Linked DNA regions of Mus musculus: region 2 is linked to region 1. Evidence: chromatin loops called from intact Hi-C (ENCODE). Cell type or tissue: heart. All regions are shown on one strand. Each heading gives the region's core, and the rest is flanking DNA. Links, peaks and the distances in the headings are about the cores only. Region 1 overlaps Tnip3 (TNFAIP3 interacting protein 3). Region 2 has its middle 80 kb from the start of Tnip3.

Evidence for each region. Peaks named below come from ENCODE experiments on the same cell type or tissue, not always from the same donor. Only the 100,000 strongest peaks of a DNase experiment are listed, where the experiment ranks them.
Region 2: a loop joins it to region 1, with 6 times the contacts of the local background. A loop is called at or near these places in 3 of 42 quality-filtered maps.

The regions. Positions count from the first base shown.
Region 1 is chr6:65,614,600-65,617,524 of GRCm38, forward strand. Tnip3 (TNFAIP3 interacting protein 3) reads left to right here. Exons shown (of 8, transcript NM_001001495.2): 7 at 134-194. Among named protein-coding and RNA genes, the nearest start is that of Tnip3, 26 kb to the left of the region's middle. In heart, for the core only: a CTCF peak has its summit at 1,242; no DNase peak of the experiment used is centred there.
Region 2 is chr6:65,509,033-65,511,957 of GRCm38, forward strand. No RefSeq gene overlaps it. Among named protein-coding and RNA genes, the nearest start is that of Tnip3, 80 kb to the right of the region's middle. In heart, for the core only: a CTCF peak has its summit at 1,446 (motif pointing right); no DNase peak of the experiment used is centred there.

The sequences.
Region 1 (2,925 bases), core at 169-2,668:
GGTTTGTATCAAAACGACTTTTTGGGCATCAGCTACTTAACAAAACCCACCGAGTTTAATTATATTTTAGTATGCCACTGTTCCATTTTTGAAGTCTATATTTCTATAACAGTGCTTTATTTTTTCCCCACAGCCAGCCTATCAGTGGAATGCTCTCAGCCAGCTTCCTCCACGTGTACAGCACAAGGCACATGGTAAGACCACAGCTTTAATAGGCATTCCTTCATGTATGCATACAAAAGGGATCTCTAGGGAATGCCTATTCAACATCCCTTTGTACCAGGAAAGAAGTTACTATGAAGTTGTATTGCACCCACAACTCCAATTTGTGGTCTGGAGTGAACTCCTTCAGACAATGTTGAGATGCCAAAATGTGTGTCCCAAATCTGTGTTCTGCTCCTATTTTAGGCTCAGAGTCAGAGACTTAGAGATGAACCTTTAAATACAGCCATTTACAGCACCCATGTAACAGCAACAGCGTTGTGATTCTACCCTGAAGGACAGGTGTGAACCCACAATCCAGGAGGCTCCGAGGCAGACTATTGCTTGTCCTGTTTTGAGACGTGGTCTCACATAGAACAATAGCCTCAGTTTCATTCGGTAGCTAAAGATGAGCTTGAGGTCCTGGTCCTGCTGCGATGTCCTAAGAGCCAGACCTACAGGGCTACACCACCAAGCCTAGCAAAGCAGATGTTTCAAATGTCATTGGCAGAAACCCAAAGCTCAGAACTGCTTTCCCTTGGGATGTGATGCCAGACTCCAAGGAACAGTTCTGTTCATCCAAAACTGTTTACAGCAACCACCTCCGATGGTGCTGGAAAATAGTAAGTGCCATCTGCAAAATACCCCAAACTGAAAGCACCTGTAAGTCTCATTTTCCTTTGGTTTACTATTTTTCCCCCATTTCTGTAGAGCTAATCTTACCTTCTGTTTGTTTGTACAGTGCCTTGAGATGGCCATCCAGTGGTAGTATGAACGAAGTTATTCTTCTATTCTTAGCCATTTAAAGCCTTACATGATATATACTTACTCCACCTTGTTCATTTTCAGAGATGAACAAAGAATTTTTCTAGATGGGAATTTTTCTAGAAACCTCAGGATAAGCTCTGTAGCTTCAACTTATACTTGAGATGTTATCACATTTAATTCAAAGCTGAGATAATGAGTTTTGTTTTTAACATGCTCCACTCGACCAATTCTATCATCTGTAATCGCTAATGACCTGGAGTCTCTACTGCCACCTAGCTCTACCTTTGCAACTTCACACAATGTTCTCTTGTTCCAGCCACACATTGCAGGGCCTCAGCTCTCTAAAACCATAGAATGGAGTAGGACTCCATGGCACTTGCAGTCTTGGCCTTTTTGCTTCTAATGTAGCACCATGGGGATGACACTGTCAAGTTCTGTTCCATTAGATGGAATCTAGGACGCTTGGACCCGAGTTGCATCAGCTTCTGTGTGCTGACCTTGGGAAAGGTCTCCCCTAAGCTCCTGCTTTTGAGGGATGGGGAACACCCTCAGCTGATTTCTCAGTTCAGGTTTTCTCCTTTCATGTGAATTTGCATTATTTTTATAAAGCCTTTAGTGAGTAGGTTTTATCTAAAAGTTATCCTTTATATTGTTCCAGTGTAGAGTGCCATTGTACGCTTCAGTGATGCTACTCTCAAGAACAATTAGAGCTGCTTTGTTGTCTGCACTCTTTCCGTGAAACTGTAACCTTCTTCCCATTCCCTGCATCAACCAAACAAATTAGTCTGCTATGTTTAAGTTCAGCTTCACGGAAGTCTCAGGACAGGGTCAGAATGTAGTCAGAGTCTTTGCCAAAACACCACTTCTCTAATAGAGCTCCCATTCTCCTTTGAGACCTCATGAGCCAGGCCTCCATTGTCTTCATTTTTTTGCAGCACTTTTGTTTCTCAAGATCCCAGAAAATGGTTATTAAGCTATCCTTCCAAAGCACCAAACTGTTGAATGTTTCAGTGATAACAGCTCAAAGGACTGAAGAACTTCATTGGTATGCTCATATAGAAAGTGCCCCACTTCTTTTCTAGGTACTAATTTTTGTCTTAGTTTCTCTTCAGTTATGATAAAATGCTCTGACAAAGAATATTTAGAAGGAAGGGCTTATTTGAAACCTCACAGTTTGAGGGCATACTGTATAATTGTGGAGAAGCCACAGTGGTAGGAGTGTGGGACAGCTTCTCATTTTACATCCATTGTCAATGAGCAGAGACAAAAATGAAGCCATACTGCCCCTTAGTTCCTTGTCTCTGTTTTTGTACAGTATCCTAGCCAGGGAATGGTGCTGCCCATGGTGGGCAGTTCTTCCTATATCAATTAATGTAACCAAAAGAATTTCCCCAGGCATACCTAGAGGCTATCTCCAAGGTGATTCACGATTTTGATAATTAACACTAAGCACCAAACATCAACACTGAGAGTAGTAAAGGCTGTAGGTTACATTAGTATCATAAAGAAACATAAAAAATAGATACTCTGTAATAAAATGTCCAGATATTTTTCAGACACATACTAGACTTTCATTTTGCTTTGATTTCTACTACAGATAGACTACAAGTATAACTAGTAAGGTTTCGGTTCCCTGCCCCCCCCCCCCCCCCCAGTGAAGAAATGCATTAGAAAGGCATGTTGTTAACCCGGGCCATTGCATAAAGTTTGTAGCTTTGAAATCCATTGAATTGCTATAAGGTATCATTTCCCTCTTTCTAGTGGTATGCAATGAAAATAAGATATTATCTCCATGTGCTACAGTTTTAGTCATTAGAAAATAAAATTTCAAATTCACTAACTAGTAATCTATATATCACTAGCAAAGTATTTCTAATCCAATGTCACAGAAGATAATAATCACATAAAGTATGAGTTAGTTATGATGATATTCACAACTTAAATACAATATATAAA
Region 2 (2,925 bases), core at 154-2,653, 110 kb before region 1:
TTTGGAGATTAGCCACTGTGCTTCCATAGCACTTCTTTCTGAATCCTTAGACTCATTTCCAAAAAAAACTACTTTGCTGTGGATGGAAGGGTTTTGACCCCCCTGAGAATTCATACAGTGATTCTCCAACTAAAGTCATGTCGAACTCTTAATAAATCATGATAAACCTTTATGACCTCTTAGTGTCCTGGCAAGGAGAGACCTCCTTTCTCTTCACACAGCAAGAAGTCAACCTCCCAGAGAGCAAGAAGGGCTTCCTGCATCTCCCCTCCTACCGCCAGCCTCCAGACTATGAAAATGTGCATTCTACTCAGTCACAGAATTCTCATTTTGCAACAGCAAGCTAAGCTGATTTTGCACAGTCTTCCATTACAAAATCCTTCCTTGAGTTTAAACTGTTATAGGCAAGTTGAGTGATTCTCTAACACTTTTAATGAGGCAAATGAATGCTTGTAGGTATTGTTATGGAATGAATTCTAAAATATATCATTAAACCCCCCAAAGCAAGATGCAAAATGTTTCTATTTTAGCATGTCATAAAGTTGACAGACTAAAAAGGAAATTTAATGATATGTACTAGTAATAATTTCAGGGAAGAAGATGAGTTTATTTTCATGATTTTCATGTAAGTACTATTTGAATTTTTGAAACACATTCTGTGGTCCTGTAAAAACCAATTTGATTTTATTTGAGAGGTAGTGATACTGTGGCAATTTTTATTTTCTCTATAATTTTCTGCCTGAAAAATCCCATAGTACTTCAAAAAAAAATAAATGTAACAGTTAAAGTTATCTTCCACCAGAAAGAACCGAGGACATTAAAAAGAAAACAATAATAAAAAAAAGTTGTAAATCAAGACAGTATGGCATTGTGTCTCTCTAGGTGGGAGATGCAGAATTAAGCCAATTATTTTATACAAAGGGAGACATGGAAAGGAATTGCAGAAATAGGCACCCATGCTCAAGGACACAGCATACCTCTTGAAATTCATGGTTCTGTCTGTGAGTCCATTCTCTAAACACCATATTAAAGCTGGATACATAGAGAAATAGCCAGGAAGAATACGTCTAAGACAATTGAGTTCTGACATAAAGCGATTGGAAAACAGTTCCTATGGTCTTCCTGACAGTACAGAAGAGACAAGACAAGACAAGACAAGACAAGACAAGACAAGACAAGACAAGACAAGACAAGACAAGACAAGACAAGACAAAACAAAACCCCTTTGTCTTGAGAAAAAACAAAAAACAAACATGTCTTACAAAGTTAAAACAACAGCAACAACAAAAGCTTTCTCTTGTCTTGAAAATGAGAGGTAACATTGATGAAGCAGATGATAAGTGAAGAGGAAGTTTTCAGCAGAAGCACCCCTTCTTCAAGACAGTAAGATGGGGGTTCCCATAACCAGAAGCTGTGTAGTGTTAAGGTGTTGCAGACCGTAGCCACTAGGTGGCACCAAACAGCAGTTGGGAATCAGGATAGATTCTGTGGTGTGCACAAGTCTCTGTCACTGATAGATTCTAGGATCCGAACTCCAGTTCAACAACCTGGAATGAAGCCACTTCATCTTCATTTTCTCTCTCAAAACCAGACCTGTGTGCTTATTGCAAACTGTTACTGTCATAGTTATCTTGTAACTCTCATAGATGAGTGATTTCTCACTAATGCTAGCACATTTACACCAGATCAGAATTTATATTTCTACTAAAGTATTTCACTTGCCAATTCCATTAGACTACTGGCGTAAAGAAGAGAGGAGATGGGCCAGATGCTAAATGTATTCTTTAAAATCACCTTTCAGGAGAAAGAAGGTAAAGTTTTAGAAAGTCAACGCTGTCCCCTAATTTCCTACTGTCCTTATCGTGTGGTCCATCTTGCCAGCAAGGCATTACGTACCTTATCCTCGGCATCTGTAGAATGCTCTGGCCTCTGAGCGTTGCTATGTGTCCATTCTGATATTCGGGGATATTAGGAAGTCACAACACAATTAGCACTATCGTCTGAACATATAAATATTAATATCAAGTCAATAAATTTAGAGTAGTTAATACCTACTCTAAAGCATCATATTCCCTTCATCCAAACATAATTCACACCCTTGGCTTAATTTCATTTATAATATATATCAACATGAAATTAGATCAAGATCTTGTTAATATGAGTGGGACAGCCAAAGCCTAACTTAAATAGTGTTGACAATATAAAAAACAAAATAAAATAAGCCTCACTGGTTTAAAAAGCCAGACGTACTCTGAGAGAAGCTGTATTTCCTCAGGTCTGGTATCTATTTTGGGGTTTTTATTTGTGCCCTACACTGGACATACAGTATGTGCCTTTCCAAACAGAACTCACTGGACATAGCAAGCATAAAACTAAATGTGCTTAGAAATACCATTGCCAGATAGAAAACACAATCCATAGCTTTGACTTCTACGTGGACCACTTCATTCATTCCGCTTATAAACTCTCAACTTTTTTTTCTATAAAATTGGATTTAAAAGTAAGTGATAAAAAAAAAGTCAATCCATATAACATGTTTTTCCCCTGCTTCCTGTGGTTAAAAAGCCTTCCTCTTATTCTGTTCTTTACCAATATATATATATATATATATATATATATATATATATATATATATATATATGTATATATATATATATCCCTGCATTTTTAAAAAATACTAAGCCATGCATATTCATCTTCTAACCCAATTAATTATTTATGATTAATTATTTATTAATTAATCATGCTAAATTTTAATTATGAAGCTCTTTTCTCTATCTCACACTTTCTTTGTTCCTCAAGAAACAGCAGAAAAATCTTTTAGTGTGAATTCCCTCATGGCTCCTGATTCAGAGTGGCCCTTTCTCAGAGGCAATTTTGGTTTTTAGATTTTATTTTTATCTTATGTATGTGTAGGCTGTGTGC